Regions from separate parts of the Homo sapiens genome. Here region 2 is linked to region 1. A link is an interaction called in ENCODE POLR2A ChIA-PET data of the cell type or tissue named here. Cell type or tissue: OCI-LY7. All regions are shown on one strand. Each heading gives the region's core, and the rest is flanking DNA. Links, peaks and the distances in the headings are about the cores only.

Evidence for each region. Peaks named below come from ENCODE experiments on the same cell type or tissue, not always from the same donor. Only the 100,000 strongest peaks of a DNase experiment are listed, where the experiment ranks them.
Region 2: POLR2A ChIA-PET joins it to region 1 with 5 read pairs; 6 of 35 experiments call an interaction of 5 or more read pairs at or near these places.

Annotation. Positions count from the first base shown.
Region 1 is chr7:2,889,346-2,899,633 of GRCh38, reverse strand. No RefSeq gene overlaps it. Among named protein-coding and RNA genes, the nearest start is that of CARD11-AS1, 50 kb to the left of the region's middle. RefSeq lists an enhancer at 2,260-2,761. In OCI-LY7, for the core only: CTCF peaks have their summits at 2,231 and 2,434 (motif pointing right); DNase peaks (open chromatin) are centred at 4,883, 5,393, 5,943, 6,843 and 2 weaker places; H3K4me3 peaks cover 2,495 bases; H3K27ac peaks cover 4,055 bases.
Region 2 is chr7:3,007,720-3,018,007 of GRCh38, reverse strand. The region is part of intron 1 of CARD11 (caspase recruitment domain family member 11); the gene reads left to right. Among named protein-coding and RNA genes, the nearest start is that of CARD11, 31 kb to the left of the region's middle. In OCI-LY7, for the core only: no CTCF peak of the experiment used is centred there; no DNase peak of the experiment used is centred there.

The sequences.
Region 1 (10,288 bases), core at 2,056-7,055:
AGGAGGAGGAAGGCCGTCAGGAGGGGCAGCCTGCAGGGCCCCCCCCAACTTTCCTTCACTTGTTCTAACATTCACTCACCGACCAATTTCAGGGCATCCTCAGGGTGAACATGCCCCACGGGAAGGGGTTCTGGTGAAAGGGTAGGAGAGGAACGATCAATTCCGCCAGGGGCTCAAAGCGGGAGGGTCAGAGGTGAGGCCTGAAGGATGAGTTAGATCTCACTGAGTGTGTCCTCGTAGACTGTGGGTAGAGGAAAAGCGAAGCTGAGGTTCGAAGCCTGGAAAGAGTGGTCAGGGACCAGTCATGGATTCAGCTAGTCATGGCCTTGGCAGAGCTGATCCATTGGGGAAAATACTGGATTCTTCCTTACCAGTTGAAGAGCAGTTACCGCTCCAAGCCCCACCGTCTGCCTCCCTGGCTCTGTGACCCTAATGGGTTTGTTGCCCATTGGACATAGCAGGCCAATACACCAAGGCATCAGCTTGCAGCAGAGAAAGGGGTTTAATCGCAGGGTCGCCAAACCTCAACTCCACCTCCCCGAGGAATTTGGGATTTGGGTTTTAATTACAAGTCAATAAAAATCCAATTCCTCTGTCACATGAGCCACATTTCAAATGTTGAAGAGCCTCATGGGGCTAGTGGCTACGGTATGGGGCAGAGCAGATTAGAGAACATTTCCATCATTGCAGATACTTCTATGCGCCTGCCCTGCCTTGGACAGTCGCTGAGTTCCTGCCATGTCCCTGGAACCACAGGGATGGGTCCAAGAGCCCAGAGATTTATCAGCCCCAGTCCCTATTCTCAAGGTGCTGACAGCTTGTTGGGATAGGCATGCAATTAAACAAGTTATTACATTGCCACTGGAGTTGCCCAGGTGCCAGCAAGAATGTAAATGAGTGAAGTGGACCAGAGTAATGCAATAGGGACAGGCGGGGACTGTGGCAAATTGGAGAGGACATAATCCACTTAAAAGGGACACCTGGAACTCAGCCTCAATTGCTTGGTGTCATGCAGGAAGCAGGCTCTTTCTGGCCAGAACAGATTGTTCAAGAAAACTGTTGGTTTTGTCAGGTAGGTTGCCTCATTATCACAAAATAGCTGCCACCAATCCAGATATCACATCTTCACATGCTGGTGCCCAAAGCAAAAATGGAGGGCCTCCTCCTCAGTTAGGATTTCTCCTTATTTTTTTTTTTTTTTTAGAGACAGGGTCTTACTCTGTCACCCAGGCTGGAGTGCAATGGCATAATCATGGCTCACTGCAGCCTCCAACTCCTGGGCTCAAGCAGTCCTCGCACCTCAGTCTCCAGAGTAGCTGGGACTACAGGCACATGCCACCACACCTGACAAATGTTTAAAAAATATTTTATGCAGACAGATTCTCACTATGCTGCCAGGCTGGTCTCAAACTCCTGGCCTCAAATGATCCTCCTGCCTCGGCCTCCCAAAGTGCTGGGATTACCAGTATGAGCCACCATGCCTGGCCAAGAAGCAAAAGTCTTCGAGTTCCTTTACTTGGTTGCTGGGCTGTGTTTCTTGGCTTCAGACACTTCTGAGAGACTGCCCTTGGGTCACACCTTTGGAGGGGCGGACAAGATTCATGGCCAGAAAGTGGACAGCCTCCAGGCCCCATGAAGACAGTGAAACTATCAGAAACCGAGGCCACACCCAGCCCAGACCAGCAAGAGCCGATTGTGGATACCTCTTCCCAAGTCCCTATTCAGTGACTTTACAGGGGCAGCTTGATATTGGCATGATGGAGGTGTTTATACCAGGGAGGTGGCAAAAGCCATGAATCAGGATTTTTCCCCAGAGAGCAGGGAACTTTTTTTTTTTTTTTTTTTTTTATGGAGACAGAGTCTCACTCTGTCACCCAGGCTGGAGTACAATGGTGCGATCTCGGCTCACTGCAACCTCCACCTCCCGGGTTCACACCATTCTCCTACCTCAGCCTCCTGAGTAGCTGAGACTACAGGTGCACGCCGCCACGCCCAGCTAATTTTTTTGTATTTTAGTAGAGACGGGGTTTCACCATGTTGCCCATGCTGGCCTTGAACTCCTGAGCTCAGGCAATCCGCCTGCCTCGGCCTCCCAAAGTGCTAGGGTTACAGGCATGAGCCACTGCGCCGGGCCAGCAGGGAACCTTTCCTAGCACGTCTGTCTACAACTTTCTCCCAGACAGGGGACACCTGGTTCTTCTCATCTCTGCCTTTCGCACAACGGGATCCTCTCTCTCCTCTCTGAGTCTGCTTCCAGTGACCATTTTTATACTCAGCCCGCATATCCATATGGCTTCCAGCCCAGTGCTGCAGGAGGAATCTGACTGGACCAGCAGGCTTCCGGCTCGACTCACTGCGGGACCAGGCAGGGTCACATGGCGGGAAGGTGGCTGCCCAGGCCTGTGCGTTCAGCGGGGTTGTGGGGACTGGCCATCCTCAGGGAAGAGGTCACCAGTAGGGGGCACACCAGGGACACCCACTCCCGAGATCCCACGTGGCCCACCCTACTCTGTGACCCAGGCTTTTCTCAAGACACATTTCATTCCCCCAGGCCTTCACCGACCAGTACGCTGAGGAGGAAAACACAATAAACTTCAAGAAAAACACCAGAGGGCTCATAGGGACATTCTGGCAGGTTGGAGACGCAATTCAGAGAGAGAGGAGGGGCCGAGAGGGCAAGTGGACGGCTCCCTGGGCAACCCTTCCTCAGGTCATACCTACCTTTTCTCCCGATCCACGGATTTCATTGAATTTTTGTGTGTTAAAAATAACTGGCAGGGTGCAGTGGCTCACGCCTGTAATCCAGCACTTTGGGAGGCCGAGGCAGGTGGATCACCTGAGGTCAGGAGTTTGAGACCAACCTGGCCAACATGGTGAAACCTGAAACCCCGTCTCTACTAAAAATACAAACATTAGCCGGGCGTGGTGGCGAGCGCCTGTAATCCCAGCTACTAGGGAGGCTGAGGCAGGAGAATCACTTGAACCCGGGAGGCAGAGGTTGCAGGGAGCCGAGATCGCGCCATTGCACTCCAGCCTGGGTAACAAGAGCGAAACTCCCTCTCAAAAACAAAAAATAATAGTAATAATCAGAAACTGAAAGCAGACGTCTCTTTTGCCCATGGCCAGCTCACGGTGGGGGGCCTCTGGGGAGCTGGGTCTAGCAGTGCTTCACCTAAGAGGTCAAAGGGCTCCCCCTCCCCACGGGCCTGAGTCCCTTTGCCATCGGCAGCTCCCCTCCTGCCCCGGCACCTGGCCTGGCCTCTTGTTATCAGATCTCTGTTGATGAACTAGAGCAGCAACCCCAGGGCTGGGATAGCCACAGCCCTACCCAGGCAGCTGCCTGTGTTCCCATTGATCTCCCATCACATCCCATTACCGTCACTGCCGCACACATGCCTCTGAGTGCCCGCTTTGGGCGAGCGGAGTGGGGCTTGCAGCTCCTTTTGCTTGAGGCCTCTGGGTCTTCTAACCTTGAAGGTGACCTCCAAACTAGGCAAAGAGAACGGTCCCCTCCAGCAGACAAGGGTACCTACCATGCACCTGCCCATTTACACCTGGTGTTTACAAACCCAGCACAGACCTGCTCCCCTGGTGACCATCATTCCTACTTTACAGATGGGGAAACTGAGGCTCAGGGGGGTCTCACATCTGGGAACAGAGCTGAGATCTGAAGACAGAAACCTCCAGCTGGGCACAGTGGCTCACACCTCTCATCCCAGCACTTTGGGAGGCCGAGGTGGGAGGATCACTTGAAGCCAGGTGTTCAAGATCAGCCGGGGAAACATAGTGAGACCTTGTCTTTGCAAAAAAAAGTTTAATTGGCCAGCGTGGTGACACACACTGTAGTCCTTGCTACTCAGGAGGCTGAGGTGGGAGGATCACTTGAGCACGGGAGTTGAAGGCTACAGTAATCCGTGATGGTACAATCCAGCCTGAGCCACAGAGTGAGACCCTGTCTCTAAAAGTAACTATAATAATGAACAGGGGAACTTTCGAGGGCTTCTCACGGCCGCCTCAGGGCTTACTTGGTACAAGCTTCACTGAGGTGTGCATCAGGTCCAAGGACAGAGGTCAAGGTCAGACAAAATTCAGGAAGACTGGAGTTCCCAGGTGCTCAGGAGGCAGTGCTGAAAAATGAGAGGGGTGGGGGCCGGACGCAGTGGCTCACGCCTGTAATCCCAGCACTCTGGGAGGTGGAGGCGGGAAGATACCTGAGGTTGGGAGTTTGAGACCAGCCTGGCCAACATAGTGAAACCCCATCTCTACTAAAAATACAAAAAATTAGCTGGGCGTGGTGGTGTGTGCCTGTAGTCCCAGCTACTCAGGAAGCTAAGGCAGGAGACTTGCTTGAACCCGGGAGGCAGAGGTTGCGGTGAGTCCAGATCTCGCCACTGTACTCCAGCCTGGGTGATGAAGTGAGACTCTCTCTCAAAAAAAAAAAAAAAAAAAAGTTTTTAATTAAAAAAAAAACTAAAATTAAAATTTAAAAAAAAAAAAAGAATGAGAAGGGTGGGCCACCAATACTGGTACATATGTGGGGGCTCAGCTCAGAGCCCTGGCCCCTCCTCCCTGCAGACCCAGATATGGAGAGGTTGGTCCTGACTGAGGGTCCCCAGCATGGCCCACTTCCTGCACTGCCCCTGGGGTCAACAAGGCCCCTGGTGCCAACAAGGTCCTCTGCACAGGAGCACCCCAACCTGGGTCCCTGAACTCCTCGGTATCGTCCTTCCCTGGCAGCCCCAAGGCAAGACAGCCGGGGCCCTTGGCAGGAAGCTGGGGCTCACGCTGTGGGCAGGAGCTGCAGCTGCGCCGGGAAGCAGGTGGGTGAGGCGGGGGCGTGGAGGAGAGAGAGGAGAAAGGATTGGGGGCTTTCTGGTTTGTTTGGCTACTAAAATTAGCTGTTTGTGAACAGGGGGCCAAAGGCTCACACCCTCTCCTCTCAGCACAGTCTGCTTTGAAACCCCAGGTGCTTGGCTAAAAATTGTATTGAAAGTTTCCACGCGGCTTGGGGTGACTGGAAATGAGTCTCTGATACAGGATTGTCTTTCTTCCTTATTACATGTCACATTCAGTTCTGATGTTGTTTTGACCGACGCTGTGTGCCCCTCCTAGCTTGTATGATGGGTGGGATACGAACGCAGGTATGAGGCTGTGAAATTGCATTTGCTTCTGTGTGTGTGCGAGACAGGGAGACAGAGAGACAGAAGAGGAAGAGGAGGAGGGACGGAGGAAGGGATGAAGAAGGAGACACAGAGAGGAAGGACCAAGGAAGGGAGAGAGAAGGAGAAGGAGGCAGGGAAGGAGGGAGGGAGAGACAGAAACAGGAAGAGGGGAAACAGAACAGAGAGAAAAAGAGAAACAGAAAGAAACACACACACACAGGCTTTTAGACCACTAGCTGCTTGGCTGTTACCAGCCAAGGCCCAGGTGGACATTAGGTGTCTTGTTTTTTTCTTTTTCCTTTTTCTTTTTCTTTTTGAGAGAAGTTCTTGCTCTGTTACGCAGGCTGGAGTGCAGTGGTATGATCACAGCTCACTGCAGCCTCGACCTCCTGAGCTCAATCTCCTGCCTCAGCCTCCAGAGTAGCTGGGACCACACACACGCACCACCACACCTAGCTAATTTTCTTTCTTTTTTTTTTTTTTAAGAAATAGGGTCTCATTATGTTGCCCAAGCTGGTCTCAAACTCCTGGGCTCAAGCAATCCTCCACCTCAGCCTACCAAAGTGCTGAGATGACAGGTATGAGCCACCACGCCTGGCCTGGGGTCTTGGTGATGGAGTAGCCGGGCCCCCAGATGTGCCATCCCATGTGATTTCACAGTGAGGAGTCCTAGGGTGTCTGTTGGCTGGGAGATGCCCATATTGTGGGATGACGTGGAGCCCCAGGGTTGGAAATGGCCACATCTGAGCTCTCTGACAGCTTTCTGTAAGCCCAGGGAGGTAACGTCACACTAGAAAGGCTGGGTGACGAGCCACAGGAAGTCACTGTGAGGACCCAGTGAGCCCGTGCAAGGGGACCCCCCCACATGCAAGGGGACCCCCACATAGGCACCTCCAGCCCAGCTGTTAAATGGCCAGCCTAGTAGAGCCAGGTCCTCTTGGCATCTCTGCTTGGATTTCCCCAAATTCAGTGTCCAAATCCAAACAAACCGCCGGGTACGGTGACTCACATCTGTAATCCCAGCACTTTGGGAGGCCAAGACAGGCGGACCACCTGAGGTCAGGAGTTTGAGACTAGCTTGGCCAACGTGGTGAAACCCCATCTCTACTAAAAATACAAAAAAAAAAAAAATCAGCCGGGCATGGTGGCAGGCGCCTGTAATCCCAGCTACTCTGGGAGGCTGAGGCAGAAGAATCACTTGAACCCAGAAGGCAGAGATTGCAGTGAGCCGAGATCGTGCCACTGCACTCCAGCCCGGGCTACAGAGGGAGACTCCATTTCAAAAAAATAAATAATTTTTAAAAATAAACCCAACACTTTCTCCCTGGAAAGAGGAAACCTGTTCCTCTTCCCCCTCCACCAATGGCATCCCCACCCACCAGTCACTCAGGCTTAAAGCCCAAGCCTCATCCCCGGTTCCCAGCTGAACCCCAACAGACACCTCAAATCCCCTGCTTCTCTCCAGCCCCACCCTCTGCTCCATCTGAACCATGAACTCCCCTGAGCCTCTGAAAGCCCAGAGACTCCCTTCTCAAAATAACATTTTCAAATGCATGAAATAAAACACACAGGATCGCAAAGGAAGCCAACTTTCTTATCAAAATATTTAAAGAGCAAATGGGTAATCCGGTAATTTGCATGCTTTTTTGTGTGTGTGGTGAGTGAATGTATTAAATCACAGGATTGAATAACAAGCTCTGGCAGTGGGGCCAACAGCTGTCGTTATTCTGGAGTTGTGACAAGCATGCTTGGTGTTTCACGCTACCTGCGGCAGCTGCAGTGGGATGGGAAGACCCCCGTGTTTCTACTGATGAACGTGTCCCAGGCGCTGCATCATGCCTCTGCAGTTTTGTTTTTTTTTTTCTTCCATTCATTCATAAGGCAAGGAAATGCTCACTTTCCATTAGGGGGTAGGGAAAATAAAGATGTCATTTTTTTTTTCCATTCAACATTCACAGACTCCCTGAATTCTCTATCCATGGATTCGAATGAAGAGCGCCCTGATGGAGGGATCTTTCTGGAACACAAATTGGAGTGTCACTGTGATGATTGAGACCTTCCCATTGGAAGCTACCAGAATTGCTAATTTTTTTTTTTTATTTTTTTTTTTGAGATGGAGTCTTGCTCTGTCACCCAGGTTGGAGCGCATTGGCGTCATCTCGGCTCACTACACCTCCACCTCCCAAGTTCAAGCGATTCCCGTGCCTCAGCCTCCCGAGTAGCTGGGATTACAGGCTTGCACCACCACGCCCGGCTAATTTTTGTATATTTTTTTTTTAGTAGAGACAGGGTTTCATTCACCATGTTGGCCAGGCAGGTCTCGAACTCCTGACCTCAAGTGATCTATGCACCTCAGCCTCCCACAGTGCTGGGATTACAGGCGTGAGCCACCACGCCCAGCCTGGAATTACTATTATTTATTTTTTTATATTTTATTTTTTAGTAGAGAGGAGGTCTCGCTATGTTGCCCAGGCTGGTCTTGAACTCCTAAGCCAGGGCAACCCTCCCACCTGAGCGTCCCAAAGTGCTGGGATAACAGGTGAGAGCCATAGCACCTGATCCCCTGCTGCTGGAATTAAATGAGAACAATCTGCCGTGCTTACATGGCCTGGCCCCTTCCAGAACCTTCTTCCTCCTACTGGCTATATTCAGCCACACTGGCCCCCTGTTGGTCCCCAAAACTCTTTCTGTGCAAGGCCTTAGTGGCGGTGTTCCCTCTGCTGCCCCCTCCCGCTTCCCTCCCCCCCTCCCCTGGTATGGGGCTCAGGCCCGCCTCGGCCTCCGCATTTTCTCCCTTCTCAGCTGCTGCATGGTTTTCTTGGACTGACCGGACTACCTCCCCGTGAAAGATGTGCCCAAGTCTGCAGTGGCCGTGACTGTAGCCTTATCCGGAAATAGGGTCTTTACCAATGTAATCAGGTTAAGATGTCATACGGGATTAGGGTGTGTCCCCAAATCCAGTGATGGTGTCCACGTAAAGAGGAGGGAGGCGGGGCACGGTGGCTCACCCCTGTAATCCCAACACTTTGGGAGGCCGAAGCAGGAGGATAACTTGAGGCCAGGAGTTCAAGACCAGCCTGGGCAACATAGCAGGACCCCATCTCTACAAAAAAATACAAAAATTAGCTGGGCATGGTGGTGCACACCTGTGGTCCCAGCTACTCGGGAGGCTGAGGGAGGAGGATCACTTAAGCCCAGGAGCTGGAGGCTTCAGTGAGCTGTTATCACACCACTGCACTCCAACCTGGGCAATAGAGCAAGACCCTGTCTCAAAAAGAAAAAAAAAAAAGAGGAGGGAGATTTGGATACAGAGACACAGAGAAGGCCAGAAGGCTGAAGAGGGAGGTAGAGGCTAGAATGACGCAGCCATGGGCCAAGCAACTCCAGGAGCCGCCAGAGACTGGAAGAGGCAGGAAGGACCCTCCACAGAGCCTTTTTAGGGAAGGAGGTCCTGCAGACACCTTGACCTCGGACTCCTGGCTCCGAAACTGTGAGGGAGTACACTTCTGTTGTTTTAAGCCACCTGGTTTTCAGTGATTCCTTATAGCAGCCACAGGGAACTCCTACCAGAATTTAAATGTCAAAGAGCAGGGACCCTGTCTTCCTAGGCACTGCTATGCACATGCCTGGTACCCAGTTGGTGCCTAATAAGTGTTGTTGAAAGAATGGATGTGTTCTCAAAACTGCAAACCTATGTCCAGGCGTGAAGCGTTGTTCTTCTCCTCCTGGGTCTCAGTGCTGACCACCGCCGGCCGCTCCGTCCACCTCATCACTGGTGTCTGCCGGCAAGGTTGGCTTAGCTGCTCCCCTCTCCGTCAGAACCCGCTCCTGAATCTCCTGCATCCACAGAGCCTGGAGCGTGTAGGAAGTGCTTGATCAAGGAATGTTGCAGAGACAGGGTCCTGGATAGGCAGACAGTAAGGCCAGAAAGCCCAGCCCTGCCTCCACCATAGACAACAGGACCAAGGTCTGGTGTGGGGAAAAGCCCTGAGCAGCCGGGGCCCACCATGGACATGCTCTGGACAAAAGGCTGAGGGCTCCATGGCAGCGTCCCCTCCAGCCATCTCACAGGCAGCCCTGACCTTGAGAATGGCCAGATACAGGCTGCTCCAGAGCTCAAAGCAGTGAGGAACACAGACCCTGAAACAAAACTAGAGCCTGGGAGGTCTGGCCCAGAAGTCACCTCCAAAACGAGCCCATCTGGAGAAAGTATTTGCAAGCTATGCATCCGACAAAGGACTAACATCCAGGATCTATAAGGAACTTAAATCAACAAGAAAAAACAACAAGGCCAGGTGCGGTGGCTCACGCCTGTAATCCCAGCACTTGGGAGGCCGAGGTGGGCAGATTGCTTCAGACCAGGAGGAGTTCAAGACCAGCCCAGCCAACACAGCAAAACCCTATCTCTACTAAAAATTAGCCAGGCGTGGTGGCGGGCGCCTGTAATCCCAGCTACCTGGGAAGCTGAGGCAGGAGAATCATTTGAACCCAGAAGGTGGAGGTTGCAGTGAGCCAAGAGTGCACCACTGCACTCCAGCCTGGGCGACAGAGCAAGACTCTCTTGAAAAAAAAAAAAAAAACTCCATTAAAAAGTGAGCAAAGGAAATGAACAGACACTTCTCCAAAGAAAACGTACAAGCAGCGAAAAAACATGAGAAAACGCTCAACGTCACGAATCGTCAGAAAAATGCAAATCAAAACTGCCATGAGAGAGCATCTCACACTAGTCAGAATGGCCATTACTAAAAAGTCAAAATACAGATGCGGGCAAGGCTGCAGAGAAGAAGGAACGCTTACACACTGCCAGGGGAATGTAAATTAATTCAGCCCCTGTGGAAAACAGTTTGGGGATTTCTCAAGGAACCAAAAATAGATTGGCCAGGTGCGGTGGTTCACGCCTGTAATCCCAGCACTTTGGGAGGCCGAGGCCGGTGGTTCACCTGAGGTCAGGAGTTCGAGATCAGCCTGGTCAACATGGCAAAACCCCGTCTCTACTAAAAATACACACACACAAAATAATAATAATAATAATAGATCTACAATTCAATATAGCAGTCCCACTACTGGGTGTCTACCCAAGGGAAAATAAATCGTTCAATCGAAAAAAACACCTGCAGTGGTATGTT
Region 2 (10,288 bases), core at 1,943-6,942, 120 kb before region 1:
ATTTTCTTAATTACTATATTTTGCAAGAATTGATATTACTATCTTTAAAGCAAATTAGGAATGCTTTTGTTCTCAAGATATCGGGGCCGGGTGGGGTGGCTCAAGCCTGTAATCCCAGTACTTTGGGAGGCCAAGGCAGGAGGATCACCTGAGCCCAGGAGATCGAGACCAGCCTGGCCAACATGATGAAACCCCGTCTCTACTAAAAACATAAAGATTAGCCAGGCATGGTGGCATATGCTGTAGTCCCAGCTACTCAGGAGGTTGAGGCAGGAGAATCACTTGAATCCGGGAGGTGGAGGTTGCAGGGAGCTGAGATTGCTCCACTGCATTCCAGCCTGGGCGGCAGAGCAAGAGTCTGTCTCAAAAAAAAAAAAAAGATGTCAGAATATCAGGACACTCACAAGTCTGGGTCTGTTTGGTAAACGTTATCAGTCTGTTCTCTTAACCGTTAACATCTAGAGGCCAGGAGTGCCTAACTTTCTGGGAATGCAGCCCACCAAGTCCCAGCCTTATTTTCCTCAGCCTCACTCAGGATGGAGTCGCTGTGGTTTGAACGCCTCAGACAACAGTACTGCCAAACCAAAAATCAATCATTCCAGTAGCCTTAGTGGGACCCAGGACTGATGTGGAAAGAAATACAAAAGCCCTGTTTCCTCCTGATGTTTCTCGCAGGCACTCATGGCTTGGCACCTCCAGCGTCCTGTTTGATCTACAGGGTCCAGGTTGTCCACACTCTCCCTCCTGGGCAGCCTGAGCTGGGCAGCCCATCCCCCTTGGAGGTAAAGCAGGACCCCACTGGCCGCCATGCCCATCCTGCTGGCTGTGCATCCAATTTCTACCTTTTTCTATGAACCTTGTGGTGTCCAATAAACACGTGGAAGATGGAGGATGCTCTGAGTCTGGTTCTCCAGGACCGTTTCTTACCTGCCAATTGGATGCTCACCTAAATTTCCACTGAGATGCTGTGAGATTTCATGGAGGGTGCGGTGAGGGTGATTTTGTTACTGGAAAGGGACCCGGATCCAGACCCCAAGAGAGGGTTCTTGAATCTCATGCAAGAAGGAATTCAGGGTGAGTCCATAGAATAAAGTTAAAGCAAGTTTATTAAGAAAATAGAGGAATAGACCAGACGGGTGCAGTGGCTCACACCTGTAATCCCAGCACTTTGGGAGGCCAAGGTGGGTGGATTGCTTGAGGTCAGGAGTTCGAGACCAGCCTGGACAACATGGTGAAACCCTTTCTCTACTAGAAATACAAAAAATTAGCTGGGTGTGATGGTGGGCTCCTGTAATACTCAGGAAGCTGAAGTTGGAGAATCGCTTGAATCCAGGAGGCAGAGGTTGCAGTGAGCTGAGATCACACCATTGCACTCCAGCCTGGGCAATAAGAGTGAAACTCCATCTCAAAAAAAAAAAAAAGGTAGAGGAATAAAAGAATGGCTAGTCCATAGACAAAGCAGCCCTGAGGGCTGCTGGTTGCCCATTTTTATGATTATTTCTTGATGATATGCTAAACAAGGGGTGGATTATTCATGCCTCCCCTTTTTAGACCATACTTCTTGACGTTGCCGTAGCATTTGTAAAGTGTCATGGCACTGGTGGGAGTATAGCAATGAGGATGACCACAGGTCACTCTCGTCGCCATGTTGGTTTTGGTGGGTTTTAGCCGGCTTCTTTACTGCAACCTGTTTTATCAGCAAGGTCTTTATGCCAACCTCCCATCTCATCCTGTGACTTAGAATGCCTGACCATCTGGGAATGCAGCCCAGTAGTTTTCAGCCTTATTTTACCCAGCTCCTATTCAAGATGGAATTGCTCTTGTTCAAATGCCTCTGAGAGTTTGCGATTCCTGGACACAGCCCCACGGGAAGGGTCAAGTGGCTAATACTGCTATCTTTTCTTTTATTAGAGACAGGGTCTTGCTCTGTCACCCAGGCTAGAGTGCAGTGGCTTGATCACAGCCTACTGCAGCCTTGAACTCCTGGGTTCAAGCGATCCTCCCACATCAGCCTCCTGAGTAGCTGGGACTACAGATGTGTGCCACCATCCCCGGCTAATTTTAAAATATTTGGTAGAGATGAGGTCTCACTTTGTTGCCCAAGCTGGTCTCGAACTCCTGGCCTAAGCGATCCTCCTTCCTCAGCCTCCCAAAGTTCACAGGTGTGGGCCACCATACCCAGCCGGCTGCTATCAACAGTAAGAGTCTCAACACATTCTGTTATTTCCCTGGGGTGGTTCTGGAATGAGAGTCTGGAAGTGTTGCCAGCCAGAGTTACCTGATGCAGCCAGGTGAGGAGAAGGCAGGCCTGGGGCCACTCCAGTGCCAAAGCCCCCGTGGGGGATCATGGGCTGCTGTCTCCCCCCAGATCCATATGTTGCTGGGGGATCATGGGCTGTTGTGTCCCCCCACATCCATATGTTGCAGGCCTAACCTCCAGGACCTCACAATGTGACTGTATTTGGAGATGGGGTCTTTAAAGAGGTGATTAAGTTAAATGAGGTCATGGGGGTGAGCCCTAATCCCATGTGACTGGTGTCCTTATAAGAAGAGGAAATGAGGTCTGGCCTGGTGGCTCACGCCTATTATCTCAGCACTTTGAGAGGCGGAGGCGGGCAGATCACCTGAGGTCAGGAGTTCAAAACCAGCCTGGCCAATATAGTGAAACCCTGTCTCTACTAAAAATACAAAAATTAGCCAGGCAGGGTGGTGCATGCCTATAGTCCCAGCTACTCAGGAGGCTGAAGCAGGAGAATCACTGGAACCAGGGAGGCAGAGGCCGCAGTGAGCCAAGATCACGCCATTGCACTCTAGACTGGGCAACAAAGTGAGACTCCATCTCAAGAAAAAAAAAAAAGAGAGAGAGAGATCAGAGAGAGATGCTCACAGAACGACAACCTTGTGAGGTCATAGGGAGAAGATGCCGTCTACAGGCCCGGGAGAGAGGCCTCAGGAGACGCCTACCCTGCTGTCACCTTGATCTCGGACAGCAGCCTCCAGGACCCTGAGATGCTAAATGTCTGTTGTTGAAGCCGCCCTGTCTATGGCAGTTTATTCTTAACACATGAATCCCAGGAAACTCATACAGAGGCTTGCTGGTCCCTCCCTGCTCTGGAGTGACTCCTGCCTCCAAGTCTGGAGCCTTGAACTCCTGGGCTTCCGTCCACAGGATGGGAGGCAGACCCTGTCGCTGGCCACCAGAAATGCTGGTGCAACAATCCATTTTCCCGCTTGCGGCAATGCAGGCCTCGGGGGCTCCACAGAGATGTTTCTGATGTGTGTGCAGCCCGCGGGTCTCCAGGGCAGCACTGAAGGGCCTGCCGTTCCGTCCTGTGCCCTCACCACCGCCGCTGTCATCCCCCCTATTATTGAGCTCCTCTGTGGGCACGGTGCTGAGCTCCACCGCTGGAGCTTCCGGGAGTTCATTTTAAAGTCAGAGAGAGAAGACGCAGGAGCCAGCTCAGTCCCTGGTTCAATTGCATGTTAAACTTAGTTTGATGTCCTCCCCACTCGCCACATCTCTTTTATGACAGTTGGAAGCAGATGATGACAGTTCCGGGCGCCCTGCCTTTGCACCGCAGGGTCAGGAGGACCAGCGACCTCATTATCCAGCCTGCCACTGCCCTCTCACCCTCCTGCGTCTTCCAGTAGATTCCAGGATGCACCTAAAAGGGAAGGGGCAAAGGGGTCCTTCTGCAGGTGACCAGATGGTGGGCTGGGCCCGTGCTTGAGGCCGGCCTCTGCATAAAAGACTTCAACACCCCTTCCCGGCCACTGCTGTTAAATAGACTTCCCCGTGACTTTATGCACTCAAGCCCAGCTCTTTGCCCAGACATAGGCCCAGCCCACTCCCTCTCCAGGCCCTGCCTGGCTCTGCTCCTGTCTGAACACTGGCCTGCCTGCCTGCCTTCCTCTTGGCCTGGGCAGATTCTACCCTCCTGCACACTCACTGATGCCCAACAAACCTTTCCTTTCCTAGCTGCTCCCTCTGGCATTCCCACTCCCTTCCCAGAATTTCTCTTGCATTTTGTGATTAAAGAAGAAATCATGGTGTGAATGTAATATGGTGCAGCTGCCATGGAAAACAGCTGGGCAGTTTTGGCAAAAGTTAAACACAAAATTACCATATGAGGCTGGGCACAGAGGCTCAGACCTGTAATCCCAGCACTTTGGGAGGCCGAGGTGGGTGCATCACCTGAGGTCAGGAGTTCGAGAACAGCCTGGCCAACATGGTGAAACCCCATCTGTACTAAAAATACAAAAATTAGCCAGGTGTGGTGGTGGGCACCTGTAGTCCCAACTACTCAAGAGGCTGAGGCAGGAGAATCGCTGGAACCCAGGAGGCGGAGGTTGCGGTGAGCCAAGATCGCACAACTGCACTCCAGCCTAGGTGACAGAGCAAGACTCCGTCTCAAAAAAAACAAAAAAGTGTGGTTTCTCTAATGGGCATTTAAGATGGCTTCCAACCTTTTGCTGTCCTTTGTGTGTCCATGGATGTGCAGAGGGTTGAATATTTCTCTAGGTTGGGCGCCAAATAGGAATTCCTGGGCATCTTAGTTCATTCAGGCTGCTATAACAGAATATTATAGACTGGGCAGCTTACAAACAACAAACATTTATTTCTTATGGTTCTGGAGGATGAGAAGTCCAAGAACAAGGCATTTAGTGTCTGGTGAGGGCCTGCTTCGTCATAGACGGTGCCTTCTGGCCATGTCCTCCCATGGTGAAACGGGCAAGGGGTCTCTCTAGGATATTTCTCTGGGGACTCTCTTATAAGTGTCCTAATCCCATCCCCAAGGATTCAGCACCCCCTGACCTAACCGACTCCCAAGGGTGAGGTACTCTCCCTCATCTCCTAATACCATCTCCTTGGGATTAGGATCTCAACATAGGATTTCAGGGAGACACAATCACACAGCAGCACCCAGTGTCAGATGTGTGGTGGCATGTGTTCATGGATATTGCCAAATTGCCCTCAAAAACTGGCCGGACCCATTTAGATTCCCCTCAAGACAGCGGGAGAGTCCTTTTTTTTCCCTGCACCCTTGCCAAAACTGTGTATTATCCAGCTTGAAAATGTTAGCCACTCAGATGGTGGAAACATGCTGATGATAATGATAGCAACTGCCTATGCTTACTGGCCGCCGATCCTGTCCCAGGTACTGTACCATAATGAGAGCAGAAACTGCTAGTACCAACGAGCAGTGATTGCACCATTGCACTCCAGCCTGCCTGGGTGATCGGAGTGAGACCCATCTCAAAATTAAAAATAAAAAAAATCACTTCACAGGGTTGTTGTGGGATTAAGTGAATGGATATCACTGCTCATTGCAGCCTCAACCTCCCAGTCTCAAACCATCTTCTCATCTCATTTTTTGACTCTTTTTTGTAGAGATGGGGGGGTCCCACTATGTTGCCCAGGCTGGTCTTGAGCTCCTGGGCTCAAGCGATCCTCTGCCTCGGCCTCCCAAAGTGCTGGGATTACAGGCATGAGCCACAGTGCCTGGTGGAGGTGAGCTCTTTTCTCACTCCTCTTTTGCAGCTCCAGCTCAAGCGCAGAATGGAATCTCAATGTTCCAATTTTTTTCTTTGTTAGTGAGCCTAATTACCACTGCCATGTTCATTGGTTGTGTAAAGTTCTGTGAATTCCTGCTCAGTTTCCTCCTTTTCTTTCCCACCACGTGCCTTGTCTCTTTCTTATTGACAGTCTGCACATTAATCTCTATTTCATATATTACAGATGTTTTCCTGGACCATAACTTACACTTTAACTTCGTCGTGCTGTTTCTCACCACATAGAAGTTATAAATTACAATGTACGCGAAGGCATCAATCTTTTCCTAAATGACATTAGCATACCATGCCTTCTTTAGGAAGGCCTTTCCTATATGAAGGTTATCGGCGTATTTAACAGTTTTTTTTCTTCTAATACTTTGGAATTTATTATTTCATTTATAAATCATTCATCTATCTGCAAATTATGCAAAGGGGCAGGTAGGAACGTAATTTTTTCTGAATCGTTAGCCAATTATCCATCAGCACTTGAATTTCTACCTTGGTTTGAAATGTCACCCTAATCATACACTAAATTTTTACACCTACACTGGCTGTCTGCTAGACTTTTGTTCATTCATCTAATTATCTGTTTCTGTGCCACTGTGGCCTGTAGTCTTATAATATGTTTTAATATCTGGAGAGATGCAAGTTGACTTTGGATTTAGCCACCTTATTGCACTCTCATATTGATTCTAGCAGTTTCTGCTCTCGTTATGGTTCATTTTTAAATAATTGTAAATATTCTGGTTTATAGATTAGAGGGGGTATTCTTTTGTCATTTTAAAAATTTTATTATGTCTTTGTCAGCAAATATGCCATATGCTATTTCTGCGTTTCATTATTACTTGAAATTTCCTTTGTGGCTAATCTGTGTTGAATTTTTGTAGAATTTCCATGTGTAATTGAAAAGAGTTTTTTTTCTTCTATTTGTTGGGTACAGAGTTCTGTAGCTCTATTAGAGCAAACATGCTAACTATTTGAATCATCTCTCCCTGTACTTGCCGTCCCCGTCTCAGAGGACTGCAGGAAGTCTCTTTACTGTGGCAATGTCTTTACCGATTTCTTCCTGTATTTCTATCAGTTTTGCTTTATGTGCTGTGAAGCCAGATTGTGAGGCATGCAAGCATTCATGCTTAATAGCATGAAAAGTGGCCAGGCACAGTGGCTCACATCTGTAATCCCAGCACTTTGGGAAGCTGAGGCAGGAGGATCTCTTAAGCCCAGGAGTTTGAGACCAGCCTGGGCAACATAGTAAGACCCTGTCTCTACAAAAGATTAAAAAATTAGCTGGGCATGGTGGTGCACACTTGTAGTCTCAGCTACTCAGGAGCTGAGGCAGGAGGATCACTTGAGCCTGGGAGATCAAGGCTGCAGTGAGCTCTGCTGGCCCCACTGCACTCCAGCCTGGGCAACAGAGCAAGACCCTGTCTCAAAAATAGCATAAAAATCTTCCTAGTTACTTTTCATGCTTTTTTCCTCAAATTATATTAGGTTGGTGCAAAAGTAATTGTGGTTCTTACCATTATATAATGGCAAGGATTGGAATTACTTTTGCACGAACCTAACGTATTCTCATATAAGGACAGCAGGCAGATTGGATTAGGGCTCCACTTAACTCTCATTTCAGCTTAGTTACCTCTTTAAAGAACTTATCTCCAAATACAGTCACATTCTGAGCTACGGAAGGTTAGGACTTCAACTTATGCCTTCGGGGGGATGCTGTGCAGTCCATAACAGGCAACTACCATTGTTCCTTATATCCTATTTCTTCCCCTTGGAGTCTTTCTTCCTCCTTGCCGATGTACTGCTTTTGGTGATGGTTTCATTGAACGTCTATGGATGGGAAACTTTTTCAGTCCTTGCATGTGTGAAATTTTTTTTTCTATGTTTATACTTGAAATCATTGTCGAGCTAAATATAGAATTCTAGTTTCAAAATTGTTTTTCCTTAGAATGTTAAAGATACTGTCTTCTTGGACCAGGTATTGCCAATTGATCCATCTGATTCTATAGCTTTGCAGGTAACAGATCCCTGCAAGCTTTCAAGACTTTTTCTCGCAAGCCTGGCATCTGAGACTTCAGCATCACGTGAATTGCTGTGGTTTTTTTTTTTTCCCCTTCGTTCTTCCGGGCACTTTGTGCATCTTTCTGAGCTCAGGATTCATATCTTTTTTCAATTCTGGGAGCTTTTCTTCTAGAGTTTTGTTGAGTTTATCTTCCTCTCTGTTCTTTTCATTTTCTCCTGCTAGGTCACCTGTAAGACAAACGTGGGAACTTCCGGATCTATCTCCCACATCTCTTTAACTTTTCTTTTATCCTATCCAGGCCACCCCCAATGCCTTTTTTCTCTGGATTGTGGGAGAATTCCTCAATTCCATCTGCTAAGTCAGTGATTTGGTCATGAGCTGTGTCCATTCTGTAAATTCAGTCCATCTACTGTTTGGTTTTGTTGTTGTTGTTGTTTTGGTGATGTTTTGGGGGGGTTTTCTGGGTTTTTTTTTTTTGAGACGGAGTCTCACTCTATCACCCAGGCTGGAGTGCAGTGGCACGATCTCAGATCACTGCAAGCTCCGCCTCCCAGGTTCACGCCATTCTCCTGCCTCAGCCTCCCGAGTAGCTGGGACTACAGGCACCTGCCACCACGCCCAGCTAATTTTTTGTATTTTTAGTAGAGATGGGGTTTCACTATGTTGGCCAGGATGATCTCGATCTCCTGACCTCGTGATCCGCCCGCCTCGGCCTCCCAAAGTGACGGGATTACAGGCGTGAGCCACCGCACCCAGCGGTGATGTTTTGTTTTAATTTCTATTTGTGGAGCCAATGCTCTCTTGCGTCTTTCTGAGGACATGAAGCACGCACAATCTAATGGCTTGTTCTGCTGGCCCTGTGAACGCTTTCCTTGACCGTGCTTGGTTGTTTCTCTTACGGCGTTGGCTTTCCTCCAGTGTCTAGTGTTTCCTGGGGAGAGGACCACGTTCACATTGGGCATCCTCTCCAAATGGTCAGCTCTGACTGTATCTGTGCCTGCGGCCTTTTGGTGAGCACGAGATGATCCCTGCTGCGTTGTAGGGACTCCTTTTCTAGAATCTGAGGCTTCCTGTTCCTCCTGGGTCTCACCTGCACAGCCCAACCCTCCCCGCAAGCACCGTCGTGCCTCTCTGACCGCCAGGCCCGCAGTCTGCCTGCAGGAGGGAAGACATCTCCCTGGGGTGCTGCCTGGCCATGGAATGGGGTGAGGGGAGTTTGCAGGAGGTTCAACCCGGGCAGCTGTCCCTGTCTCAGGCAGAGCTCTAACTTGTCACCCTAGAGCTATCCTTTGTATCTGGTGTCTGCGGTCTTGGAGTTGGTCTTTCCTGCAGCCTCCGGACTTGGGTTTTCTCTTTCAGCTCGATCCTGTCTGCTAGCGATAAAATGATTTCTCATAATTTTGTATCCACTGGGTTGGGAGTGGGAGAGAAGGGAGAAATTACAGCATCTACAGTTTGCCTTCTTCGTATAATCTGCCCTTATGGTTTAAGTGTCACTTATTACATTACCGGGTCACATTGAACATTTAGTTAATTAAAAGCCCACAGTGTTTTTCTTCCCTTTCCTTCTTTCCTTCCTTTTTCTTTCTTTTTTTTTCCTTCCTGTTTTCCTTCCTCCTTTGTTATATTAACCATCTTTCCCAACTTTGTGTGACCAGCTAAAATCTGATAAAGTCAGTCCTTCCTTCCTTCCTTCCTTCCTTCCTTCCGTCCTTCTTTCCTTCCTTCCTTCCTTCCCTCCCTCCCTCCCTCCCTCCTTCCTTCCTTCCTTCCTTCCTTCCTAAGCCTCTGCCAAGCCAATTCTCCCCCATCCTGCCCTTGGGCAAAATTTTAAGGCAAAATTCAGCACTTTACGTTAATTTCTGTTGAATTCCATCTTGTGGTTTGGGCCCTATCTTCTTGCCTGTCAAGTCTTTTTGAATATTGATGAGTGCATTTATCATATTAACCATTTTTCCCAACTTTATGTGACCTGCAAATCTGATAAGGTTCTCCTGTATGTCATCACACACATCATTGCCAAAGGTGTTGAACAAAACAGGGTCCAGAAATGAGCTCTTTCGTCTAACCCCTTAGACATTCTCCAAGGTCTAAAATGTATTCAGCACAAAGAAAACACTATTATCAATACTATTTAGGTAATGCTGTTCAACCACCTGTGCGTTCACCTATGAGGAAAACCAGTCAGTCCCAATTCTATCATCTTGTTCTCAAGGTTATCATAGAAAATTGGTCAGAAGCTAAAATCAAGATGTACAATTGTCTTCTTGTTTTCTGATTCTCTGGTGTATTGGTTTGTCTTCCAAGCTGAAGTCTGAGTTTTTCAGAGGAGGGTATTGATGTCATTTCATTCAATGTTGTTTCATTATAATGTCAATGGGAAAAAAAGTTGATTCCTGGCTGGGACCACTGCCTGTGTGGAGTCTGTGAGTCTCCCTACGTCTGTGTGGGTTTTCTCTGGGTATTGCGGTTTCCTCTCGTATCCCAAAGGTGTGCATATTAGGTTCATTGGTGCGTCTACATGGCTGCAGTCTGAGTGAGTGTGGGGTGTGAGAGATGCCCCGCGATGGTGTCCTATCCTGGGCTGGTGCCCATCTTGTGTCCTGAGCTGCTGGGATGGGCTCTGACCACCCAAGACCCTTAACTGCAATAAATGGGTAAATAATTATTTGCTGTTCTTAATGAATCTTTCTTAAGCTCATATTT